Regions from separate parts of the Homo sapiens genome. Here region 2 is linked to region 1. Evidence: chromatin loops called from intact Hi-C (ENCODE). Cell type or tissue: heart right ventricle. All regions are shown on one strand.

What was found. A loop is a pair of places that touch in the nucleus more often than their neighbours do. Peaks named below come from ENCODE experiments on the same cell type or tissue, not always from the same donor. Only the 100,000 strongest peaks of a DNase experiment are listed, where the experiment ranks them.
Region 2: it touches region 1 in a loop (3-fold over the local background); 4 of 110 quality-filtered maps call a loop at or near these places.

Annotation. Positions count from the first base shown.
Region 1 is chr6:141,404,030-141,412,029 of GRCh38, reverse strand. LOC105378029 (a long non-coding RNA gene) reads right to left here. Exons shown (of 3, transcript XR_943077.3): 2 at 7,756-8,000. Among named protein-coding and RNA genes, the nearest start is that of MIR4465, 720 kb to the right of the region's middle. In heart right ventricle, no CTCF peak of the experiment used is centred here; no DNase peak of the experiment used is centred here; H3K4me3 peaks cover 3,422 bases; H3K27ac peaks cover 5,173 bases.
Region 2 is chr6:141,458,808-141,466,807 of GRCh38, reverse strand. No RefSeq gene overlaps it. Among named protein-coding and RNA genes, the nearest start is that of GJE1, 670 kb to the left of the region's middle. RefSeq lists an enhancer at 6,010-6,892. In heart right ventricle, no CTCF peak of the experiment used is centred here; no DNase peak of the experiment used is centred here; H3K4me3 peaks cover 784 bases; H3K27ac peaks cover 4,328 bases.

The DNA of each region.
Region 1 (8,000 bases):
AAAATTTTCATTATATGTGTGTGTGTGTGTGTGTGTGTGTGTGTATACATGTATATATATATCTGTCAGATATTACATGTCAAATATTTTATATATAAAGTATATATAAGAATATATATATCATATATAAGAAAATGTCCATTATATATATAAAACATATGTGTCAGATATTTTATATCTATATGTAAAATGAACATTTTCTGTGAGATATATATATGTCTGTTGGGTAGAAAACAGATATATATGTCAGGTGCATATATATAAATACTGTCATATATACATAATCTCTCTATATATAAATATCTGGATATTCACATATATATTTTTATATTTCTATATATATTCTATATATATATTCTATATATATTCTGTCATATATATTCTATATATATTCTGTCATATGTATTTTATATTTCTATATATACTCTGACAGATATGTACGTATCTCTCTCTCTCTCTCTCTATATATATATATATACACATATATATATAACTGACAGAGCATTTGTATACCCAGAATATCTGAATGCTTCCTACAACCTAATAATAAAATAAAACAATCCAATCAAAAAGGGGGAAAAAAGACATGAAAAAACACTTCACAAAGCAACATAATTCAGTGGTTAATGAACACATGAAAAGGTGCTCAACACCGTTAAACTTCAGGGAAACCAGTGAAAAAGCATTTCACATTTTCTAGAAGGGCCAAAGCTAAAGATTGAGAGTGTGTTAGAAAGAATGCAAACCAATTGAATATTTTTAACAAATCACTGTAAAATTTATGAGTATAGAAAACTGTTTCAAAGATTTTTTTATAACATCAAACATACACTTATCAAATGACCTAGAAATTCTATAGCTACTTACTTAATGAAGAAAAACAAAAGGTGATATCTACAAAAAGACACATACAAAAATGTTTATAGATTCCTCATTCATAATGCCAAAGCAGAGAAAAATTAAATGTCCATATACATGAAGATGTATGATCCCAACCCAATAGTCCTATAGATAGTTATTTTTCAATAAACAGAAACTGACCATTCTGATCTTAAAGCTTGAAAATTATATTTGTTTTATCTGAGTTCCTTCCTCAGGGAAAGATTTTCAGGCCTCTCAAAAGAAGTATCAAAAAACTGAAACTCATCAGATAACTGCATCTAGACAATGAGATGTCGGACCCATTTTTCATCATGATTGCTTCCTGGTTCCTCCCTAGTCTCTGCTTTCTTACACATTATTATATTTCTTCTCTGCTATATAAACCCCTAGTTTTAGTTAATCAGGGAGATGGATTTGAGACAGATCTCCCATTTACTTGGCTGCAGCACCTGATTAAAGCCTTCTTCCTTGTGTCAGTGATTGGTTTTCTGTGCAGGAGCAGGCGGACTTACACTGAACCCCTGGTGTTTCAGTAACAAGGATAGATATGTTTTGATAAACAATGAATATTTATCTGGTATAAAATGGGGCATGATACTGATGCTCCCGACAGGTACATTAAAGTTTCACTGTCTATATATTATAGTCAAGGACAGGCAAAACTAATTTATGATGGGAGATACAAAACCTGTAGTCTCTCCTGATAATGGTGGAAATTTCTGGGGAAGGGGGACTAGGAAACTTCCTGTGGCTAAGGAAAAGTGATATATCTTGGTTTATAGGGTGCATATACAGGTGTATACACTTGTGAAAACATAGTATACATTATTTATGATGTGTACCTTTTATTAAATGTATATAATATCTCAATAAAAATCTTCATATAGATTATTGTTTTGCTCCCTGCAGAATATGTTTAGAGCCTCTGACTACATTTTCTACCAATTAATTTAAAAAGAAAAACTAGATACAGTAATGCTGAGCATTTTTTCAATTAAAAGGGTAAGTGGATTTTTCTTATTTCTCATTATCATCTACCTTGATCCTGTTGGAGATCATTTTTATTGATTGATTGAATTAATTTTTTTATTTCATTTTTTTTGAAGAAATGGGGTCTCATTCTGGCTCCGGGCTGGAGTGCAGTGGCACAATCATTGCTTACCACGGCCTTGAAAACCCAGGCTTAGGCACTATTTCTGCCTCAGTCTCCTGAGTAGCTAGGATTATAAGCACATGCTGGGATTACAGGCGTGAGCCAGGGTACTCAGCCCCTAGTGGTTACTTTTAATTTTTTAAAGCTAGTGTTTTAGTTGCTATGAAGTGATACTATTCTTTCAAAAGTCTAGCTGGAACTATGAGAGTCAAGGCAATATTAGTTTTTCTGTGTGATGTTTTGGTTTGATTTTGTACCTATACTTTTTGTTAACTATTATTTTCATTACTTGGGTGCCACACTGCCTGCAATCTCCAAACAGAGGAAACTTTTGCTCACTCCTTTATCTCCTTATACAAAGAATTTGCTTTTGGAGAACCTAAATGTTCACTAAACTAATTAGAATCAAGATGGCATGGATTCTTGGTGGGTTAGTCATATTAGGGCTCTACAAAAGGACTGAAGGCTACCCTAAGGACATACACAAACAAGCAAACGATTCATAAACCTAGGGCCAACCTGAGTATAATACAATTTTTGGAAACTGGAAATTTCTGATTAAGGTGGTTTGAATAATTAACAAGCAGTATAAAGTTATGGAATGAATATACACTGTCTGTGGAATCCAAAAGAGTTTGATTTAATGCTAGTTTTGTCATTTATTGTGTGATCTTTCCATGTTTAAGATGTATTGACTAACATTGAAGGTAACAATGTTACTGAAACACCAGGGGTTTGGTCTAAGTCCTGCTGCTCACCACACAGAAAGCCAATCACTGAGACAAGTATTGCTGGAGACAACAGCTTTAATCTGGTGCTGCAGCCAAGGAGATGGGAGATTAGTCTGAAATCCATTTCCACAACTAACTGAAATTGGGGGTTTACATGGCAGAGAAGAAATGAATCCATGTGTTGGAGAACAGGAATTAGGGAGGAGTAAAGAAGAGAGTTTGGTCAACAGGATGCAGGTAGTTAGATTAGGTAGTCATGATGGATGACAGGTCTGCATCTTATTGTCCAGGTGTGGTGATCTAGTAAATTTTAGTTCTTTGATACTATCTGAGAGGACCGATAGTTGGTTTCCTGAGAAAGGAACTCAGATAAGACAAATTTAACTTTCTTATGTTTCAAGACTGGGGATTGATTTTTATGTTTATTCAAAGGAGACCATAAACATTAGTACCATGGGACAATTGAGCTGGTTTCAGTGCCCCCCTTTCTATTTATCAATTCCTGAATCATGGAGAATCTGGTCATCAATATTTCTGTCTGCCTCAAGCTGGGGAGGGGCAGTGTGGACAACTCTACACATCACGGGTGAATATGGGCAATAAGCAAATCAGAGGTTAATCTTATACTATAATTTTCTTCTAAAACATAATCTCTCTCTCTCTCCAGTTCCCCACTTCCACCAAAGATAGATCTATTTTGCAGTCTACTTGCAAAATAAGCTTCAGTCCCACTGTACTTGGCCTGATTACCCACAAAAAGTTCAGTAATAGGCTCTCCATTGTCCAAATAGGCTCTCCTAAATTGGCTTTGCTGGAACCAAGGATCAGACTTGACCTCCACAGGCATCTTCAGCACAGGCAAGGATCCATCTGCACCTGCAGATACCTGTATGAATTGGGTGAACTCTTTTCTTCAGGCCTCAGCAACTTGAGATTCCTTGGCCCTGTCAGAAAGTGATGCTCTCCACTAACCACAGACAAGGAACCCTGCAAAGGAACTGTGTAGACGAAGTGCCAGGCCAGTCCTAAGGGGTTCTCATTGGCTGTATAAAGTTAGTATCAATTTCTCCAAACAGTCTGCTTATATCTGAAAACATGCCATTTCAGTCAAAGCCTAGGGAAAATAACCATTTCCTCCAACTTTGTCTTGTTATAAAAGAAAACAGATTTTTATTGAACTTATGCAAACAACTGCAGTTCCATGAATTCAGAATATTCACAAATAGTTTCTGAATTCTGGATAAATCAGGAAGAGAGAAATATGCCTAAAATTCTTCTAAAAAGAGTGTACTCTCCTCAGTTGTTAAAGGCTATAAATAACTCAAAAGAACATTTCCTCCAGGCTCTGAAAAACAAAACAGACTCAGCAATGTTTCAAAAAAGCTATAAAAATTATTTCTTTCCTCCATTAGTTCAGTCCACACAATCAACTCCTGCTCTGTTCATATTGGGTTATCAATCTTTATAAACACATTGGCCTTTTAAATCAAGTCCTGGAAGTTTTCTCTTTAGTCCAATGGCACAATCTCCAAAGTTATCAGAAACCCACATTCAGAAGTCCTTTTCATGAACTCCCCCAAAGAAGCAAGTCTTGGACTATAGCTGCTTATAAGTTGCTTTTTGAGAAGAATCAAAGCCAAAGAATTGTGGATGACAAAAGTCTTAGGACAAACACAATTGACAAGGAAATTTGGTTATTTCTGTGGCATACAAAAATTTAACATAATAATCATAATAATTACAACATGTATTAATACATATGAGAATTTCAGGAATCACATACAATACTGAGACAAACATTAAAAATACATTTATTTAAGTATAATCCAAAGAAAAGTAAACACCACCTCACATTTTAAAGTAATTTGACCATAAAGTAAGATCTCCTTAACCTTTCATATTTTTGTAATTTTCTATTGCAGAGAAAATCAATGCTCTAAGAAAATGTTCTTATTCTGCCACATGGGTCTAGGTGCTGGCCTTAAATCAGTGCACTTGGTATATTATTCTGAACTAATTTTGTCCCTCAAAATTGGCCCTTACATTCTCATGCACCCACCTCTTCTACAATAGTTCCTGAGCCTAGAAGGATTGAATAGTTTTCATTTCTGGCTTTGTGTCTCATGAAAGCAGTTCATTTTTATTATCATCTTCTCCCACGTCTAAAGACAAGGCTTTGATTGGCATCACTGTTCAAGATTTATCAGGAGTTGATGCCTTTTTCAAACCTAGGAGTCAAAGCCTTGCAACTTAACAGCATAAGGATTAGTAAATAGGACATTTTTACTGCAGAAATTCCTATCATTCTCTCCAACAATGTCACAAATTAAAATACTGTCATTTGGTGTCCAGTTGCAGCACTTCAAGCTATTATATTAAAGTGGTTAGGTTACTTCTTGCATATATCTAATTGCTAGCATTCTAGTTACAGAACTATACCAAAAGCATAAAAATGGGATAAGTCCTTTGGCAAACTTATCAAAGTAAGATCATTAACTTCTCTCCATAAAAAAATGGCAAATGCAAATATCAGCTTTGGAAGTTCAGTATGAGGACGAATAATCTCCTTTCACTTCAGTAGTACACAACAAAACAAGGGCAAAGTAAGAACAAACACACAATAATTCCTGTTCAGCTATTTTAAAAGTGTATTGTCACACATTTCCAAGATTGGTTTTCACATATAGTACTGATGGCTGATTAGGTAACTTTTACCACTAGAATCTTTAAACCAGCGCAACATGTGTTTTCAAGTACACATATGAAAACCCAACAGTGATAGAAGACTTGGGTCCAAACATCAATAGAATATTCTCATATTTGATAAAAGCTTAGGTTCAAAAATCACTAGAACATGTTTTTTTAAACTGCTACTTAATCCAAGTGAATGTCACTTAATTTTAACAATGGTAGGCACAACTAAAGTAGTTTGAAAGCAATCCCAATCAATATAATTTCGATAATGACAAGGACAATCTTTCCTGAATATTAAAACTTAGTACCCACATCAAAGTTTTCCTTCATGATTTGAAGGAAAAGATCTTAAGCCAACCCAAATTATTGATAGAATTGAGTTACCATGGAAATAAACACCACTTAAACATTTCTACTGTTACCTAGTTTTCTAAATAAAAAATATATAATGAACTATTTCTGTTCAGAACTTATAAATCCTTTATTTTTATGCCAGGAAACTTAACAGCTCTCTATATAAGAGATAAGCAAAGTCAATCCGATTTTAAATGGCTTGAGCAAGGTAGCTTAGGTATTTTAGGTAAATAGAGCAAATGATGAATTGTTGGAAATGCATAGGAAATGAAATGACTAATCATAGAACCAAATATAAGCCTTCCATTAGAAACTAAAAAACATAGATGGTTTTATATGTGTATATATAAGTAAAATCCAAAGGAGGACAAACATCAAATAAATTAAGATTAGAAGCAAAAACAAATAAACAGTAAATCAACTCCCAATTTTTCACCTACTCAGTTTACCTTGGAGGCTAGTGTTACCTAGGGCCTAAAAAAAAAAAACACAGGATGGATTTTTTTTTTATTGATATGCAAGTTAATGTCTGTAAGTCCACTAACACCACTATACACTTCATGCAATTAAGAAACATATTTCAGACATGTGAATGGTAAGTACTTTAGTACATGCAGAATAGCAGATACGGTGTGAAACAAAGCAATGCAAACATCTATGTGAAATTTGGCTCCATGCTAAATCTGGCTCTATGCTTAACTATATTAAAAAATGATTGCCAAATTTCAAATGTAATTTGTATAATATTTTTTATTTTAACTTCATGAATGCTAATAGCTTTAACTATGAGCAATATTAATTAGCCAAATTTCTCTAATTTTTTATTGGATTTTCAAGAGTATTTTATTACATAAATTTTTTCAATTTTCTATTTTCTCTGTATGTGCATGAAGATAGACACAGAGAAACAGGGAAAAAAAACTAAATTGGACATGCTTGGACTTTCTGTTTTGTCCTAATTTTTAAAATAACCAATTATTTTATTTTAGGACAAAAATTTACCATAGTCCATAATTTGAATCAACCTTTAGATAACTGCTGAATTAGACAAAATTATTATTTTTGTTAATAAGAACACATATTTTTGGCATATTTTTTATACAGAATTATACACTAACTAGAAATCTTATTGTTAGTAGCTTTAAATTTTAGTGAAAACCTAGTAAGCAAGAAGTCTTGAGTTATCAGATGTTAGTATTTTATAGATGAGAACATTCCACAATTTTTAGAAGCATATTTCCCAATATCATGACCTTTTATTAATTAGAAATGACCCAGACACCTAATGAACATCAAAAATAATTTTAAATTTAAAATTATACAAAAAGTAAACCTATAAGTTGTTTCATTTACATGTACTCAATTCTTTCATTTTTTAAACAGGTTATCTAGATTATTTATGAGAACTAAGATATTAGACCAAACTAGTCATTTCCTTGTTAACTATTTTGTAACCTGTGAATTGTAAGTGTCCATCTTAGTAAGAATTTTAAAGTTAAATACATGGGTATTTTCACTAATAACTCAGAAGATGAAGCTGTATTCATTAAACCAACAACATTAAATTAGTCTATTTATAAAAAAAATCACAGAAACAAAGATTATTTTTGTATTGGCTGGGTTTATAGATTTATAATCATCTGTGCCAAACTCTGACACCTCAAAATATCTAGCAGACACAAATATAAAACCAAGTTAAAAATATATACTGACAATTCCAATGACATTTAAATTTTTATTTTACCAGTACTTTTAAAGTCAACTTGTTTATTAAAGATTTACTTAAGTCGCATGAACTTGAAAATTGCTTGGACTTAATTTAGGAGTGCTCTTTTATTTATAAGCCAATTTGGTAGACACAACATATGAAATAATATACATACATGTAAACACATCTAAACATATATACATACATGCAAACAAAGATCCAATAACTTTTACCTTGGAACTCTAGCCATGAGATACCAATACAAACTCACAGGCTTATGAACACGTTCACATGGCTAAACTTCTTTTGACCTGATAGGCAATCCAATGAAGGTTGTGAACCAAAGTTTTGGGTATAGCAGTTTCTGTGGCATTTTGATTTTTAAAGGCTAAATCTCTCCACACTCCAAGGATGACTGGAGCCAGAAAAAACCACAGAAGAACATCATGTACTAATCAAGCCTGACCTTGCTTTGAAC
Region 2 (8,000 bases), 55 kb before region 1:
AGCCTAACTTTGGGGAAGATGACCTGCCCTTCACCTGTTTCTCCAGCTCCCCTCTCCACTGAGAGCCATTTTCATCACTCAATAAATTTATCTGCCTTCATCCATGTGGCTTAATGATCCACATAACCTTACCCTTCTTGGACACAGGACAAGAGCTTGGGGCCCCTGAGTGTGGGTACCCAGATAGGGCTATCACACTGACCCTTTGCCTTTGTCAGTGGAGGGCAGCTGCCCCATGGGATGAGACAAGGGGCCAACAGAGCTGCTAACATACTGCCGTCTGTTGGACTGTGGACAGGGAAAGTAAATGAGCACTGTAACAACCTCTCCAGTCTCTTTGGGGTCATTGGCATCCTCACCTGGGTGCCACTGCATTCCCCTTAAGGCAACATGCCTAGTCTGACTGTGGGCCCTACACAGAACTTGCTTCTATGTTTGCTGGATCCCACACTCACTTGCTCATGTACTCTCTCCCACAAGGGGCTGAGCACAGTGGACCAAGTGAACGGGGCAACCTTGCCACGAGTCCAGTGAAGGAGCTGAGAAAAATCCTGCATCAGTACTTAATAGCCATATCAGCACAGATTAAACTTCAGTTTCTACCTAAGGATCTTATATGTCTCAGGTAAATTTAAACACTTTACAATTTACACAGTTATTAGGGACCTTGTACTTTGTATTCTCCATAACCCATAGGAGCACTTCTTTTATCCTGGACAACATACTGGTTACTTTTTCAGGTATCTAACTCAAATCCGTTGTCATTGCATACTTAGCTTTCAGTAAGAAATGACCAAAAATAGTGAATTAATGATTAAACAGTTACATGTATTTATATTTGCAGGAGAAAATAAGAATCAAAAGATAACAGAAGTGAGACATAACAAAGAAATCAGAAGGACAAAAAGTATGTAATTTAAATAAATTTAATGAGGTTTAGTGATTTGGAAACAACAGCAAACAACAAACAGATACCTAAGGATTTAGCAGAATTTAGAAAAGGGCCAGAAAATAATAATGTAATGATCAAACCTGAAAATTAAAAAATAATAATATGATAGGTTTGTGTTTATTTAATAGAGGGTCAAAGGAAAATCCAAGAGTTTAAATAATTGGGTCAGTGTGGACCATGTCATTGGGCATGTATGTTATGGAACAGAACGTTCATTCTAACCAAAGGGGTAAAACCCACCTGGATCAACTCTGTGAGAGATGTATGGTAAACAGTTGCTCACACATATACAGGTTAATAAAATCTCCAGCCATGAATCCTATCATTATATTCCTCTTATTATATGGATTATTCAGGAATATTTGGTTATGATTTGAGAGTTCCTATCTTATTACAGATATCAAATGCAAAATTAAGATTTTTTTCTATTTTTATGTACGTTCCACATTGTTGATTTGTGCTTACTAATCTATTAATTAGACAGATGGGCCATTGGTTTCTGAACAATTACTATTGAGGAAAAAAACTCTCATTGTTTACAGAAATATTAGAAAATATTTTCTGTTTTTATTAATTGATATCAACCTGTCTCAGTCAGGTATTCCAAGTTCAAAGTTCGCTAACTTCTCTGTTTTCTTACAGATTTTTGACTTCTCTGTCCTTTGTGGATGATAATATTTAGATTTCAGAATGCACAAGGGGGTATTGTAATTCTCTGCAGGCAGTGAATCTCTGGCCATTGATCTGTGTGTCATTTCACCAGACTCTCAGGCACAGCAATGTTATAGTCTGGCAGCAGATAATGAAGACCTGAAACAACCTCCCATTCTGATGAATAAAATAAAGTAAATATTTTAAATCTGTTTATTTTCTATTGGAGGTAGCCTGTAGTTGAACATATATATTACCTTTTGAAAATCAACAAAAATATTTAGTTGATTCCAGTAGCACTCGGAGTTGTGAATTCATATATAGAATATTGAATTAATGGAAAAAAACCAGAGCATCCGAGTATAAACAGTGAAAAATGGTGCAAAATGAAGAAAGCAGGGGCGTGGGTGCATAAAACAGACAGTTGAGAAATTTTTCAAGCATGATTCTTTGTCTTCTTGAACTCTGATTTAAAGGTTGCTAAGCAACAGTGGCAGTAACAGCTGGGACACCCTTGATCTTGTTGTGTAAACTATTAAAAATAGGTGATGGAAAGTGGCACCATGGAAACAATGACTCTACTGAAGCAGGTGTCTGTAATGCAGCTTTTCAATCTAATGTTAGAGGTGTAAATTACAAAAAGACAAAAATAAAATAACTGTGTCTTTCATTTTCCTAATCTTTGACTTTGGTAAGGGATATTTCTTCTCCTTTGCATTTTCTTGCAATTCCCCAAGCATGTTGGCTCAAGAAATTGTTGATAATTTTAACTAATTACTAACATTGGATTTTGATTTCTAAATTTCAAAAGTGATTTCTTTTTTATAATTTCAAACTCAATCGAAATTCTATATATCCAGTTAAATATAAAGTGCTATATAATGGCCATTGTGCATGAATCTTTTCAGGTTTCTAATTAACTAATATTAATTTTCAGAGGCTGATCATGTTATTATTTATTTTAGATTAACAGGAATCACCCTTGAAGCCCTCCCTGAATCTTGTTGTATAAATGTTTTCAATAATAACAACACAAATATATACACCTAGTCTATATATTTCAAGGACTCATTCTATTATATTTATAAAATCAACAGTAAATAATTCAGCTCTTATTTTCAGATAGTTTATTAGATGCCAGCACTTAATGACCTATAGAACCAGTGTAAACCTCAGTACTTACAGAGGTAGAAAGGACACATTTCCAACAATGTCACCTAAATCAAGCTTTTCCTGCCAGTCAAGTGAATTTGTTTTTTTAGACATTCAATTGAAGGACCATTAAAATAAGAATATTCAGATATTTTGTGTTTAGAGCATTTAAATAAAATGTGTAATAACTAGAAGAGCCTGTAAGACCATTTCTACTTTCATTTTACACATGAGAAACTGAAAAACCACAAAAATGTTAGCTAAGGCAGAGACTACAGTTCCTAAAGTAACATATTAATCTGTCTCCTATTCCAGAGCTCTTTCCACTGCGGGATGATGTTAAATTTAGCCTATTCTAATAAAGATTTTAGAACTTTGTGAAGATTTGATTATTATCGAATGATAATTGATAAGTTTCATGGGCATTTCTGCTCATTTTAGTTTTCTAAACTCATGCATTAAACTTCGTTTTCATAAAACACATAAAACAATTATAAGACATATAAATTTAAGATATTAAGAATATCATGTTCTTGTTCGAACACAAGATAGTCCGTTGACACTAACTGGCAGTGAAACATATATCAGTGAGTCATGCTGAGCGCCTTGTCTTCTGAATTCCAAGTTTGGGAACAGGCAGATATGGCTGAAAGCCTGGATTCTGCAGAGCAATGACAAAAATAATTGTTCTGTATTAGATAGTCATTTGGAGCCAGGCTGTGAGTTTGGAATTAAGGAATATGTTGAGGCTCTTCTCACAAGAAAGAAGGCAGAAACCGTTGCCGGTGACTATGGCTTTCATTATCCACATAGTAAGTCTACTTAAAAAAAAAAAAAAAAAAAAAAACTTCTAGAAATAATAAGTTAAACAAAGTTAAAAGATGAAATATTCAATATTGTTTCCATATAACACAATTTTAAATTTAAAAAATTGAAACAGAAGTCGTATACTTCTCAATATAATGCACAACGTTTATGGAAATGAATATACCAAAATGTTTTCAACCCTATATTAAGAAAATGATTAAACATTACTGAAGATTATTAAAGAAGTCATAAATACATGGATAAAAATTATGATTTTTATATAAAGTAGACAATATTATAAAGACAGCAATTTTCCCACCAAATTAGCTATAAGTTAAATGGAATTTAAGTCAACCTCTCAATAGGTTTTCTTATGAAACTTGACAAGCTGATGTTACTACATCATGTGTAAGAGTAAATGATCACTAACTGCCAAGATAATTTTGGGAAAGGTTGTTGATATGGTTTGGCTGTGTCCCCACCCAAATCTCATTTTGAATTGTAACTCCCACAATTCCCATGTGTCATGGAAGGAACCTGGTGGGAAGTGATTGAATTATGGGGGTGGCTCTTTCCTGTGCTGTTCTCATGATGATCATGAATGAGTCTCACAAGATCTGATGGTTTTAAAAACGGGAATTTCCCTGCATAAGCTCTCTCTTGCCACTGCCATGTAAGAAGTGCTTTTCACCTTCCACCATGATTGTGAGGCCTCCCTAGCCATGTGGAACCATAAGTCCATTAAACCTCTTATGTAAATTCCCCAGTCTTGGGTATGTCTTTATCACCAGTGTGAAAACAGACTAATACAGGTGTGGTGTTTGTAATAGCCTTACCCTACCCAGGTTCAAGGGAATTCTGTTTGGGCTCTTTATAAGAAGTGCATTATCAGAAAAGATATTTGCTTGAATACATTTCTCAAATTAATGAATTTGAAAAATATTCACTTACCCTGTAATTATATTTTAAAACTCTCCATTGAAGTTGTCAGGGGAGGCAAATTTAACTATTAAGATGCCAGACTTGCTTGGCAGAAATTAAGATAGTTACCTATTTTACTGTTGTTTATTCCTATAATATTGTAAGTGTAATTTTTCATAGCCTTTTGTATCCCAGGATTAATTTTATGTTTTTCATTATTTTGAAGAAAAATAGGAATATAATAACAGTACCTCCCTTCTGAATTGTTTTGGAGAATGTTTGAGTATTACCTTGCCATAATTGATGAGGTACTTCAGAGGAGACACTTTTGTCCTGTGTCACTATTTTCAAATTTAACAATCCTACATGTTTAGTTAATGTTAAAGGGTATTGTCAAACGCTGCTCCTGTACTTCTGACTTAGGCAAAATCCCTATTGCTTAAGTCACCTAAGGACATCAGACTCAAATTCTTGCTGATTAATCCTCCATAAATCCATCATCTATTTAATATTTTAAAGTATATTAATAGGGTTTTATTGCTGAACTAATTATTTAATTCATGCAAGCTAAAGTTCTTCCTCTTTTAAAAGAGCAACCTCAATAGGACCATGTTTCAATATGCAAACATAATACTGAAGTAGCAAGTAAAGGAAAGCAATTGTGTCCTTCCATATTGCAATCCATTAAAAAATATCAGTAGCTCCTATAATTGTCCACATGTCAAATTTGAGCTGTTTCTTAGGTTATAAATATTGCCAAACTCCCAAACTGGGGAGTAATTTGAGAGCCAGACTGGCTTGCTTTAAATCCTAGATCCACCTCTTGTTAGCTATGCGAAGTTGGGCAAATTTTTATTATTCGATTTTCTCATCAGTAACAGAGATTATAATAATAGCAACTACTTCATATGGTTCTTATGTAGGTGAAATGAGTTAGTATATGTGAGCCTTATGGAAGAGTATGTGACACAAGTCAACACCATATGGGTCAGCTATGATCTTGCTAGCTGATGTTGTGCTAATGTTCTTCCTCTAGCTCCAGGTGTTCCCTTCAAAAGCACTTGAGATTTTTTAGGATAAACATATGAGGCCTGATAAAAAACAATCATACCTCCCTGTGATTCAGACTCTAAACATTTACTTTATTGAAAGGGGGCTAATCAAGATAGAAAATATATGAAAATATATGAATTGTTTCTAATCATGCCAAAGAAACAATTTTAAATTTAGCTTTTTACTTTTTAAATTTGCCTAAAAATCAATTGTTAATTTATATAGATTATTTTTTGCTAAAAAATTTGTAAACTCAGGTCAGCAGGAAATATATACCCATGTGTAAGTCTACAAATATGTATGCACCACTCCTCTGATATTTACACCATGACAATTGGTAAATACAAAAAATATTTTATGTATATATGTGTAAAGATGATACAGCAAGAAAAATCCATATTTGTGTGTCATTTTCAAAACAAATTTTATCTGGAATAATTATAGATTTAGTGAAAACTTGCAAAGATAGTTTTCATATTCCATTCACCCAGTTTCCCTAATGTTAACTTTAAAAAAATAACAATGATATATTTGTTGAATTTAAAAGTAACATTCTGAGGTAGGAAGCGGGACTTGATGCTAGAGCCAGTTTCATGCGCTTCCATGTGAAGAGACCACCAAACAGGCTTTGTGTGAGCAATAAAGCTTTTAATCACCTGGGTGCAGGCAGGCTGAGTCCGAAAAGATAGTCAGCCAAGGGAGATAGGGGTGGGGCCGTTTTATAGGCTTTGGGTAGGCAAAGGAAAAAGGGTGGTTGTTCTCCGGTGGGCAGGAGTGGGGATCACAAGGTACTCAGTGGGGGAGCCTTTGAGCCAGGAGAAGGAATTTCACAAGACAATGTCATCAATTAAGGCAGGAACAGGCCATTTTCACTTCTTTTGTGGTGGAATGTCATCAGTTAAGGCAGGAACCGGCCATCTGAATGTGTATGTGCAGGTCACAGGGGATATAATGGCTTAGCTTGGGCTCAGAGGCCTGACATTCCTGTCTTCTTATATTAATAAGAAAAATAAAACGAAATAGTTGTAAAGCGCTGGGACAGCGAAAATTTTGGGGGATGGTATGGAGAGATAATGGGCGATGTTTCTCAGGGCTGCTTCAAGCGGATTAGGGGCGGCGTGGGAACCTAGAGTGGGAGAGATTAAGCTGAAGGGAGATCTTGTGGTAAGGGGTGATATTGTGGGGATGTTAGAAGAAACGTTTGACATATAGAATGATTGGTGATGGCCTGGATACGGTTTTGAATGAATTGAGAAACTAAACGGAAGATACAAGGTCCGGATAATAGAAGGAGAAAAATGGGTATTAAAGGACTAAGAATTGGGAGGACCCAGGACATCCAATTAGAGAGTGCCCAAGGGGATTCAGCGTAATTACTTGCTTGGTTGGCAAGTTTTTGGGCTCTATCCTTGAGTTTTTTTATGTTGTCATACACCAGGCCAGATTGATTTAGGTAAAAACAACAACACTCTTCATTTAAGAATATACAGAGTCCTCCTTTTTCAGCAGTGAGTAAGTCAAGGCCTCGGTGGTTTTGGAGGACAACTGCAGCTAAAGAGTCAACTTGGGCCTGGAGGACTGATAAAGTTTGTGATATGTCTGTGATGCTAGCAGAGAAGTCATTAGTCAGGCTACGGAAGGTCGTGACAGAGGTTGAAATGCCTGCTATTCCAGTACCGAGAGCAATAGTGGAGGCAGAAAGTCCTAAACCCACCAGCAAGGGAATTAGTGGAATAACTGTTTTTTGTCATGTCGGTGTCATGAGGGGAACAGGGAGCTCTTCGGTCCCATTTGCAAATTGAATTTTGGGGGTAAGGAAAACTAGTGTGCATGTGCCTGTCCAATTAGCAGGTAGACACATGTAGGTAGAGGATCCACAGAGGAAGAAGAGACCTTGTGTGAGGCAAAACTGGAGATGTAAAGTAAAAAGGTGAGAAGGAGTGCTGAAAGGGGTGTCTTGTATCCAGACTCCTAGGGATCCAGCTAGGGCGGCAGCTGTCAGAGGTTGTAATGGGGACTGATGGGGTAACTGCGTAGAGGAGGAGGTTCGATTTTCATGGTGTATGAGAAAACATTGAGTATCTATGAGCAACCTTTCACTGTTATTTCGGGGCTGGGTATAAGTAAACAAGAAGAGGGCCTGGGAGGAGAGTCTGACTCGCAAGGGGAAGGTAGCCAAGGATGGAGTGAAATACAGGGTAAGTGTCTTCCTGAACAATAATTACTGCTAATGTTTTTGCGTTTGTCAGTATCGATAGAGGGCTTGTCCGTAATATGGAGCTGGAAGGCTCCCATTGTTTCAGTGATGTGTGTAGTTGGGCTTTGGAGATGAAGAGTAAAGGAACATCGAGAAGGTGAAATATTACCTAGGGGAATTCCAGTGGGTCTTTGCCGAGAGATAGATAAAGGACCGGTCACAGGAATAGTAGTTTGTGTTGTGAGAGGTCCAAATATGGGGGGAGTA